2 separate regions of the Homo sapiens genome follow, and region 2 is linked to region 1. A link is a loop called in an ENCODE intact Hi-C map of the cell type or tissue named here. Cell type or tissue: Caco-2. All regions are shown on one strand. Each heading gives the region's core, and the rest is flanking DNA. Links, peaks and the distances in the headings are about the cores only.

Region 1 (5,380 bases), core at 108-5,107:
GTTTTGCCTCCATTTGAAGTAAAATCTGAAACTGTGTCCCTGGCTTACAAGGCCCCGTGAGTTACGGTGCCTGCTTTTGACTCACCTCCAATGATTCTTTTCCTTCTTTGCTCCTTTCTAGAGAAGAAGCAAAGCCTATAGGTAGAAGCATGTAGATGGGCCTGAGGCACTGGGCAGGGGGAAGGATGCCGTGGGAGGAGGGGGCCATATTCCAAAGGGCCAGCTCAATGAGAAGGAGTTGGCTTCTTTTGAATCATTTCAGCCATGGAGCTCTCTTTTGGAACCTTCCTCAGTTGGAAGCCTCTAAGGGGATGTTGTTCCTAGTTGGTATCAAACGTGGTGACCCCACTAGCCCCAAATTTGACTGGAAGAGCCTCCTTTCCAATTGAGTATCCTCTGCTTGAGGAGCTCTTGGGTGAGATAACAGCCCCTATCCTTTGCTCTTTGTATTGCTTTTGACTGAACTGCTGCAAATCATGGGGCCCCTGAAAGTCCATCCCTCCTCCAGAGGTAGAAGCGCCTCCATCTCTGTGTACCTGAAAACAATAAAAGGCATGTTTATTTAAAATAATGACTGCCGGAGGCCCCCAGGAGGGGCTGAGGATCGAGGAAACATTACTGTGGCCAAAGTCATTTTTTATTTCTGGAGCAAGGTAGCAGACTCAGGGGGGTGGCAGGAGCTGCCAAGCTAGCCCCCAAATTTATAGCAAGGGTGTTAAACACTGTGGGTGATCAGTGGAGTTGACATTGCAGAAATTCCCCAAATGAAAATTCCTTGTAGGTTAACTTTTAGATGAACTTTAAAAAACAGGGGCAACAGACCCTCAATGGGCTATTTCAAGTGTTTCCAATTTCATTAACATGATTTAAGCAAAGACTCCCCCTTGCCTCCCTGGATGCTAAATTAGAAAACATCACTATTCCTCTGCCCTTGTGCCTAGTTTGCAAACCAGTGGGTTTATCTGGTTGTTTTCCCCAGAGTTGGAGCACTGCAGCTGTTTCCATAGCACTGCGGCCCACAGGGAGTTGTGTGTTGGGGGCTCAGTTGTTGTCTTACAGAAAAAAACCTTGTAAAGGCAATTCAGCAAGCCACCCTTCTAGCACCAAGAGATACAATTCCTCTTCCCGGGGCTGAGATGGAGAGATACAGATAGAGAGAAAAGAAATAAATAAATAACCAGTTTCTCTTTCATTTAACTCTCAGAAACAGCCTCTGGTGCTAATTATTTCTGCTGTAGATTTTGTCAGACTTTGAATCCCAATCCTTTTGCCATAGGTGGTATATTTTAGAGATGCAAAATGATATAAAAAACAATCCACTTTCCTGAAAGATAATTTTGTGTACATTAAACAGACACATTAAGCCATTTACAAGAGAGTTGTTTGTTCTCAGGGATTTGGAGGAAATCTGAATTTCTAATTCTGGGCTCTTTAATAATTTTCAAAAGAACTGAGGCTAATGATTAAACGTCTTTGAACTTCCCCAGGCTGTCTTCTATCCCATGATCTCAAAGCATTTGAAAAGGAATAGAATTCTTTACCTTGATGAAATCAGCAGGAGAGTAGAGGAGACACCAGCCCCACCAGGAGCTTTGTGGCAGAATGGGGGAACGTAAAGTAAAGAGGCTCAAGAAAAGTGCACAAGGTCACTTTCAGAGCTTCAGATGTGGAGTTGAATGAAGAGCCTTCATACCAGTTCTTATTTCACAGCCTTGGCTGCTAAGACTTGGAAAGAAGGCCAAAGAGAAAAGAAAACCAAGGTAGGACTTAGTTAAGGATGTCTATAATGAGATTACACATGACATGCAATCTTATCTGGCTCTAGTGTTTAAGGATTAGAAGAGATCAAGTCTAGCAATGGTGAACTTTCATCATCTTTCATCAGCTTTCATCTTCTGGGTTCATTCTGATTGATCAGTAGCAGCTACAGAGAATATTTGGCCAAAGATTTAAGGTTCAGCAGCAAACAGTCATAATGGCTCTGCTCTAAAGAATTCCGAGGGCTGGGTGCAGTGGCTCACGTCTGTAATCCCAGCACTTTGGGAGGCCAAGGCAGGTGGATCACTTGAGGTCAGGAGTTTAAGACCAGCCTGGCCAACATGCTAAAACCCTGTCTCAACTAAAAATGTAAAAATTAGCTGAGCATGCTGGCAGGCACCTGTAGTCTCAGCTACTTGGGAGGCTGAGGCAGGAGAATCACTTGAACCTGGGAGTGAGAGGTTGCAGTGAGCCGAGATCACGCTACTGGACTCCAACCTGGGTGACAGAGCAAGATTCCATCTAAAAAGAAAAGAAAAGAAAAGAAAAGAAAGAAAAGAAAAGAAAAGAAAAGAGAAAAGAAAAAAAAGAAAAGAAAAGAAAAAGAAAAGAAAAGAAAAGAAAAGAAAAGAACAATTCCATGACTGACTAATGATGCCTGCCATGAGTGCCAGCTTGGAGGGTGGTAGTACTAGTGTTATTTGTGCCTTAGCTACCTGTTCTAGGTCACATTCCCTAAAGTTTACATTATGTGTGATTAAAGTGGGGCTTGTCCAAGGTCATTTGGTCAGTTTCAGACATGTCTCCTGACCCTGTCTAGTATTTGATACCCCAGCTGCATAGGTTAGACCTCAGAGAAACAGCAAATTTGTCAGCTTCCTGTAGCAGCCTTCTTTTTCTTTTCTTTTTTCATATTGCAGCCTGACTTCAGATTTTTCCATCTGGAGACTTTCTTTAGTGTTTGGAGAGCAGAGGGGGTGGATTTCAGAGCCACAGTGATTCTACAGACAAACAGAAATGCAAGCACAATTTTCCTGTTTGTTATGTCCACTCTCAAAATTCTCTTTGCATGAAGCACACGCTGATCACAGCCCTCCCACTGCAAAGCCTTCCCCTCAGCCCACTCCCGGGTTCTTTCTCCCAATCGCTGCAGATGCCTTTCCCTGTGCCCCACTCCCCCGGCACTGTAAAAAGCTTTTGGTGGGGGTTGATGCGTCATCATTTCCTTCCATCATAGCCTCACCTTCTATTTCTTCCTGTTTCTCCCTTAATGTTCTTTCTCTTAGCTATTCATGCTCACATCTTAATGGCTGTGCTTACAGAGATAAATACATTTTGCCTCTGACCAAAAACAGTTTCTGCCCTGACTTGAATTTAAAAGCCTGCCAGAATTGCAGTGGGGAGCAGAGGCAGAGTCCTCAGTTTCATCCTGGGAGCCATAAAAGTTTTCTAAGAGTTTATCATCTCCATCAAGATGAAAATGGGATTTCAAGGCTTCAAATAGGAAAGATAAATAACAAGGAAAACTCCAGCTTTTGTCAAAGCAAAGTTCTCTTTACCAGTTTTATGAGTCTACCTGTTGTGCCTGCACCCTGGCATCTGTTTCACTGTGGTATCAGACAAAGCCTTCTCCAGGAATTTATGCAAACCTACGACTGGATAGAGAATTTCAGGCAATTGGTAGAGCTTGGAAGACGGCTGACAAGTCATATTCTTGGGCCGTAACTCACTCTCAGACTCCTCATTCGTTCCTCAATTCTTCCTCTTCCCCTTCCAGCATAATGGGAATTGGAATAGAAAGCCCTATTAACTGTAAGGCCTAGGCTGTGATTTATAGGACATTATAACAAACGGGACTATGGTTCGTTGTACTTGGCTATCTTTTGCATTTGAGGTGGCCAGGATTCTTTGTCAGGATTAGATTTTGCCCCCTTGGCCTCAGTAAATGGCTGCATGCAACTAGGAAAGGCTCAGCCAGTGTTTCCAGCTGCTCAAGATGACCCCATGTTTCCTTTGAGGAAAGCAGTGCTATAGAGCACCCATGTGCCACTCTGGATGGCCACGAAAGTGCCCAGTGAGTGCTCCTTGGAACTTGTTTCTGATGTGAAAGTTTTGGTGGGAAACTCGGGGAGACATATTACATCCTGGTAGGAGGCACGTCCTATGGATTTGCCCTTGATGCTTCTTTTTCCATTGTCCTGGCTTAAGCCCTGTGACCCCTTCCTTCACTCATTATAGCAGCTACATGTCACTCTCCTCATTTGTCCCATCTCCCCGCTTCAGTCCATCTTTCATGCTATTGCCAGATGAATTTTCCCCAAAGCCAGCTTTGCTTAGGTTTCCCCATGGCTCAGAGACCTTCAGTGGCTTTCCAAGGTCTAAAGCCCAAACACTTCAAGCAAATGGTCAGGGCCCCTATCCTCTTTCCAACCTGTCCTTCTTCTGCTCTCCTCCATGCACTCCATGTGTTCAAATCCTACCTCATCTTTAAGATGCAGTGCATAGTGTTTCCTCCTCTGAATCCATCAGTCTTGGAGAGTATTCGCATACACTTGTGAATGTGACTTATCCACTCTAAAGGCAATGAGGCTGAGTGGTTAAGAGCACAGGCTATAGAGCCAGACTGGCTGAGTTTGACCTTTGTTCTGCCATGTACTAGTGTGACCCTGAGCCAGTGACAGAAGACAATCGTAGTACTTACCTCATAGGGTTATTATGCAGATTACATGACCTAATATTTATAAAGTACTTAGTACAGTAGCTGGGGCAGACTAAGTGTTGTATACATTGTTAATAAAACATAGTAAACTGTAAGTTCACTGAGAGTCAGAAACATGTGGTTTAATTTTATAATCCTCTTTGTCCTGTGCTGGGCTGAAACAACCTTGAACCAGATTGCTGTGAAAATGAAATTTGAAGAGAGAGAGAGAGAAGAAATATATGTGAAAGCACATTGTCATATTTTTATTCAATAATCAATAATTCAATAATCTTATTGAGTATCTGGAGAGACCAGGCTCTCTGTTGGGTAATTGTTGATCAAAATGGAATGAGATATAAATCATGTATAAACACATTGAGTATGACTGTGTAGAAGACAAGTGGCAAACATTATTCTTCTCTTGTCCCCATGTTACAGGTGAGAAAACCAAGGCTCAGAGAATCTTTAATAGCTTAGGTGAGATCACACATCCAATAAGCATCTGAACTGAGATTTAAATCTGGGATCTCATGACTCGATGACCCAGGCTGTTTTCATGTTACCATGGTGCTTCTCATTCAAGAATGAGTGAAGGAATGAATGGGCATAGGAAAGAATGAATGAATGGGAAGATCTCAAACATACGTGGCTCCAGAAAGAGAGCAAACCAGAGGCTTGCCATAGAAAGTGAGTTGTAAGTCAGCTTGGGCAGGTAGCAAATCCCTGAAGCCATAACCATTTGTCCAGTCGAGCATTCACTATGGTGGTGAGATGGGGCAGTTTCATTGCCTCCCCTTTGGGGACCACCTTGCTACCCCTAGTGTCATACCTCAGTGCTCTCCAGTTATTTCCCTCTGTGGCAAGAGTGGCTTTATTTTCTTCTCTTTTGGGTATTACCCAGGACAAACAGTGGATGTGACG
Region 2 (5,380 bases), core at 279-5,278, 65 kb before region 1:
GTCCAGGGTTCTAGTGGCTTGGCCCACTCTTTCAGGTGCCCTCATCTCAGAAAGATCAATGGTGCAGACAGACTGCAGTTTATCTAGTTCACATTGGATGGATGCCTTGGATCCACAGCCCTAGGATACTTGGGCCCATTTTTGGATTTCTTGCTCTTCTAGATTGTTTTAGACAGCAGTCCATATGAAGACCTTAAGAGAGAATATAGCCCAAGAGTGATGGAAGGCTGCAACCATGACATTTTGAGTATGCTCCACTAATTAAAAATTAAATTGTTAATCCCCAAGTAAAGAAGGAAAATGTGAGGGCATCTGAAGAAGAGAGCATGTTCGTGTATCGTGATCGCTGATCAACTCTAGGTTTAACAGACAGAACTTTATGAATGAGGAATGAGGAGTCATCTAACTTAGGGTAGAGTGAAAGGGGGTCAGGTGGCTAAAACACAAAACTGGTGAAAACTGCTAAAGATAGCCACAGACATTTGTAAAATTATAGGCAGAGAATTAGAAGATGAACGAGATGGGAGAGTATCACTGCTTGGGAAATGTGACACTGTTAGCAAACAGAGAAACAAACTAGAAAGTGAGCATTTCTGTTTTTTTTCTCTCTCTTGTTTCTACCTAGGATTACTGTCTTTAGAATGAAAAAGAGAAAATCTCTTGCACAGAGCTAGAGAGGCACTTTGAAATGCATTTCTAGGACCAGAGGGGCTCTATGGCTGGGTCCTGAAATACACTGTAGATGTGGTTGCAGAAGTGGGGAGTCTTTTGATGGACTATTTTTTCATTATGGGTTCAATTTTTTTGCCTTTTTGAATGCCTGGTAGTTTTTGATTGGATACCAGACATTGTGAATTTTACCTTGTTGGTTGCTGGATATCTTAGTACTCCTATAAAACATTCTTGAGCTTATTTTCTGGGACATGATCAAGTTGTATGGAAACAGTTTGATCTTTTTTGGGTCTTGCCTTTGAGCTTTATTAGGTGGAACCAGAGCTCTCTTAATCTAGGGCTAATTTTTTCCCACTACAGAGACGCTGCTATTCTCAGTACTCTACCAGGTGCTCTGTGAGCTTGAGGTTTCCACTCTGGCTGGTGGGAAGGTGAACCGTTCCCAGCCCTGTATAAACTCTGGGAAATGTTCTGTCTGCTCCTTTAGGGTGTTTCTCTCCCCCACCTTGGATAGCTTTCACACATGCCTGTGTCCACCAATACTTAGCTAAAGACTCAAGGGGGTCCCTCTGCTGACCTCAAGTATTCACTGGGCAGTTCTTTTTGCTGCCCTGGCCTGTGAATTCCAGCCTCCTTGGCCTTGCTGGAATCCAGCCTTCATCTCCTCAACTCAGGGAGACATCTGGGCCCTGCTGGGGTCCTCCTTCTTTCTGCTGTGACTTGGACGCTCTCTCCAGACAGGAAGTTGAGGCAACTGTAGGGCTCACTTCGTTTCTCCTCTCTCAGGGATTGCTGTCTTCCCCTGACTGAGCTCCAGTGTCTGAAAATCATTGTCTTGTCTGAATTTTTAGTTGTTTCAGGTGGGAGGAGAGATCTAGTCCATGCTACTTCTTTGGAGAATCTTTGAATGGTGAGATAAGATTATTTATTTATTTATTTATTTATTTATATTTATTTATTTTTTACCTCTAGCATTCTGGAACTTCTTGTGCTTGTTAGAATTTCTCAGTGGGTGTCAGAAGATGGATGCTGTAATCTGTATTCTAATGATGTCGTGGCTTATCTCTGGAAATACTCTTGATTGGATTTTAAAACTGAGTGCTTAGGAGCCCTTAGAGAGGCAAATGCTGGTCACAGGGGCCAAGCTAGACTCTATGCAAACAGGTCAGGCTGGAATCCCCAGTTATCAAGGGACTGAAGTTAACCTGAAACGTTTCCTTTACCATGACTTAACCTAAGGTGCATGATAATGAGTGTTAACTGGGTACCAGGCTTGCCTTTACACCAGGTTCTGTCCTTATAGCAACCCCGTCAGCTAGGTACCCCCATCCCTGTTTTCCAGATGAGATTAAGGAACTTTCCCAAATTTAGGGTCTGAATTCACATCTGCTCACCCTTAAATGAGATGCCGCATTGGGCAGCATCTTTCTTATCATCTTGATTAGGGAGGATCCAAGAGCTGGAACTTGAATATGAATCAGTAAAACAAAAACAAAGAATCAGACACAAGATAAAGGATCCCTCTTTGTCCCTGAATTGAGATAAGAAAACATCATCAGAAGCAGATGGAGGCTAAGTACTGATTCCCAGAAAAGGCCTCATTTTTAGAAGGGTATTTAGAGATTATTCAGTCCCCAACTTACAGCTGTGGTTGGCAGAAGCCAAGTGGCCAACAGCTCTTGAGGTGGTGTCATACTCATGGGCAGACAGAAACTTCCCTGACAGGATTTTCCCTTAAACCTCCATCGCATGAAAGGACTTTTTTTGCGCATTTATAAAGTGTATAATTACTATCCCAGTAGCTAGATGCAACCTTGTCAATTATAAATAAATCATCACCTCGCCTCCTCATCACCACCCAAATGTCTTTCACACTCCAATTTAATTAACTCACTTACTTTATTCTCTAATAAACTTTCACAAAAGTTAACCCCCCATTCCCAGCTCCATCTAGCAAAGAATGCTGGCTGGATGTCAGCCATGTTTTGGGCCCCCACCTGAATCTCCGCCTCAAATGTAACTCAAATGTGATCATCTCCCCCATCTGGGGTCTCACATGAGGACATGAGGTATGGGACATGACCAGGAGGCATGGCCAGTCTTACTGTCTGGATTGCCCTGGGGGTCATGGCAGGCGAAAAGATCAGAGAATGAGAAATTCCTTCCTCCTTCCAGAGGCCAGGTGGGAGGGCGGGGGAAAGGGCAGGGTCTTGTTGAATTTTGTTAAAAAGCACTTTGCTCTCTTGGAATGCTATCTCATGTCTAAAGCAGCCAAGATCATTAAGTAAATATAGGATCTGTGCTTTTATTTTCACTGCTATTAGCAAAGTTTGCAGGAGGAAAGAGACATTGAATGGGGAGTTTCATCAAAGCCAGGGGTGTTCCACAGGAAAATACTTGTTAGGCCTAGTTTCCTGTGGTGAAAGTCTTATACATTTCAAATATGTTTTGTGACTCTCCACAAACTTTTTGTTTCCTGCAGGTTTGTAATTGAGATATATGCCCTGGGGAGAAAAAACATCCAGGCATCCAGGTCCTTAGAAATATAGGTGCCCTGATAGGACTGTAGCTGGCAGACTTGCCCATAAAACAGGTGAGGCAGGTGCTTGAACATGTGATTCACATGTTGCATAGACTGCCTACTCCTGGGCAGGGGCACACTTGGCCTGTATTTGAATACACCTAGACTTCAAACTCAGTTTGTGAATCACCTCCTTTGGAAGCTGTCCTTGCACCCTAGGCTGGAAGCGAGCTTTCGTCCTCTGAACTTCAATTGCCCTGTATTCATACCTCTGTAGTTCGGGCTCTGCTCACTTTCTACCTGGGATTTGAGTTGGTACATGCCTTCTCACCTACTCGCCTGGACTGGACTCTCCTTTGAAGACAGGGTCGAGGTTGAAGTCATCTTTGTGACCCCTGCAGGGCATTGCACATAGCAGATGTGACCTCTCGCTGGTGGTCAGATCAACTTCAGGGGCACAGGGTTCCTCTTTTTATCTGCCCGATGGCCTTTGTCTAGTGTATTGCTCAGGATGACAATAAGAGGAAGATTCTCCCCCTGTTTAATTCCGGGATGTCACTGGTCAGGCTCCTCTTGTATCTCAGGGGTCCAGGGCTGAGGGCTGTGGCTTCAGCTGAGGCTCTAGGCTAAGCCAGTAGGGCTTGTGTCTTGTATTATTCTGTTCTCATGCTGCTAGTAAAGACATACCTGAGACTGGGTAGTTTCCAAAGGAAAGAGGTTTAATGGACTCACAGTTCCACATGGCTGGGGAAGCCTCACAATCATGGCAGAAGGTAAATGAGGAGCAAAGTCACATCTTACATGGCAGCAGGTAAGAAGGCATGTGCAGGGGAACTCCCCTTAATAAAACCATCAGATCTCATGAGACCTATTCACTATAATGAGAACAGTATGGGAAAAACATGCCCCCATCATTCTGTTACCCCTGACTGGGTCCCTCCTACAACACATGGGAATTATTACAATTCAAGAGGAGATTTGAGTGGGGACACAGAGCCAAACCATTTCAGGTCTACTACTTTGGTAACCTCCTGGAATGAGTCTCATGGGGCCCTTCTATCCCCTGTACTCATGATAGTATGACTCTTTGGGTGGGTCTGAGGCTGGACATGACTGGTGGTGAAACCCAAACTCTTATTAGAGAAAGTATATCCTCTTACTAGTGAGATACCTTAAAGTTTTGAAAAGGAGGCTTTTTATGATAATAAAATTATGCTTTTATGGGAGAAAACTTGGCAAATACAGAAAAATTATAAAGAGAAAGCAATGTCTGTAATTCTGCAATGCAGAAATCACATTTGGGTGTATTTTATTATTATATAATGAAATGTTATTCTGAAAACTTAGATTGGTTAATATATATAAATGTTAATATGTATATTGGTTAATATACATAATATATGTAAAGCTTTAAAATATACTTAGTTTAAAAAATAAATCTGGGTACAGCGGCTCACGCCTGTACTCCCAGCACTTTGGGAGGCCGAGGCAGGTGGATCACCTCAGGGCAGGAGTTCGAGACCAACCTGGCCAACATGGCAAAACCCCATCTCTACTAAAAATGCAAAAGTTAGCCAGGCATGGTAGCGGGCACCTGTAATCCCAGCTACTCGGGAGACTGAATTAGGAGAATCACTTGAACCTGGGAGACAAAGGTTGAAGTGAGCCAAGATCGTGCCACTGCACTGTGTCTCAAATAAATAAATAAATGAATAATAAAGCCAGGCATGGTGGAGGACCACTTGAGCCCAGGAGTTGGAGGCTGCAGTGGGCTGTGATTGCACCACTGCACTCTAGCCTGGGTGACAGAGTGAGACACATTCTCTATTTTAAATTAAAAATAAATAAATAGGCCAGGCGTGGTGGCTCACACCTGTAATCCCAGCACTTTGGGAGGCCGAGGCAGGTGGATCATGAGGTCAGGAGATCAAGACCATCCTGGCTAACACAGTGAAACCCCGTCTCTACTAAAAATACAAAAAATTAGCTGGGCATGGTGGTGGGTGCCTGTAGTCCCAGCTACTCGGGAGGCTGAGGCAGGAGAATGGTGTGAACCCGGGAGGTGGAGCTTGCAGTGGGCTGACATCCCGCCACTGCACTCCAGCCTGGGCGACAAAGTGAGACTCCGTCTCAAAAAAAAAAAAAAAATTAAAAATTAAAAAAAAAATTGAAAAAGTGAAATGAAAT

Evidence for each region. Hi-C counts contacts between places; a loop is a spot of excess contacts. Peaks named below come from ENCODE experiments on the same cell type or tissue, not always from the same donor. Only the 100,000 strongest peaks of a DNase experiment are listed, where the experiment ranks them.
Region 2: a loop joins it to region 1, with 8 times the contacts of the local background. A loop is called at or near these places in 2 of 110 quality-filtered maps.

Annotation. Positions count from the first base shown.
Region 1 is chr10:77,384,539-77,389,918 of GRCh38, reverse strand. All of the region lies in intron 2 of KCNMA1 (potassium calcium-activated channel subfamily M alpha 1), which reads left to right. Among named protein-coding and RNA genes, the nearest start is that of KCNMA1-AS3, 36 kb to the right of the region's middle. In Caco-2, for the core only: no CTCF peak of the experiment used is centred there; DNase peaks (open chromatin) are centred at 1,621 and 2,028.
Region 2 is chr10:77,449,606-77,454,985 of GRCh38, reverse strand. The region is part of intron 1 of KCNMA1 (potassium calcium-activated channel subfamily M alpha 1); the gene reads left to right. Among named protein-coding and RNA genes, the nearest start is that of KCNMA1-AS3, 100 kb to the right of the region's middle. In Caco-2, for the core only: no CTCF peak of the experiment used is centred there; DNase peaks (open chromatin) are centred at 1,839 and 2,835.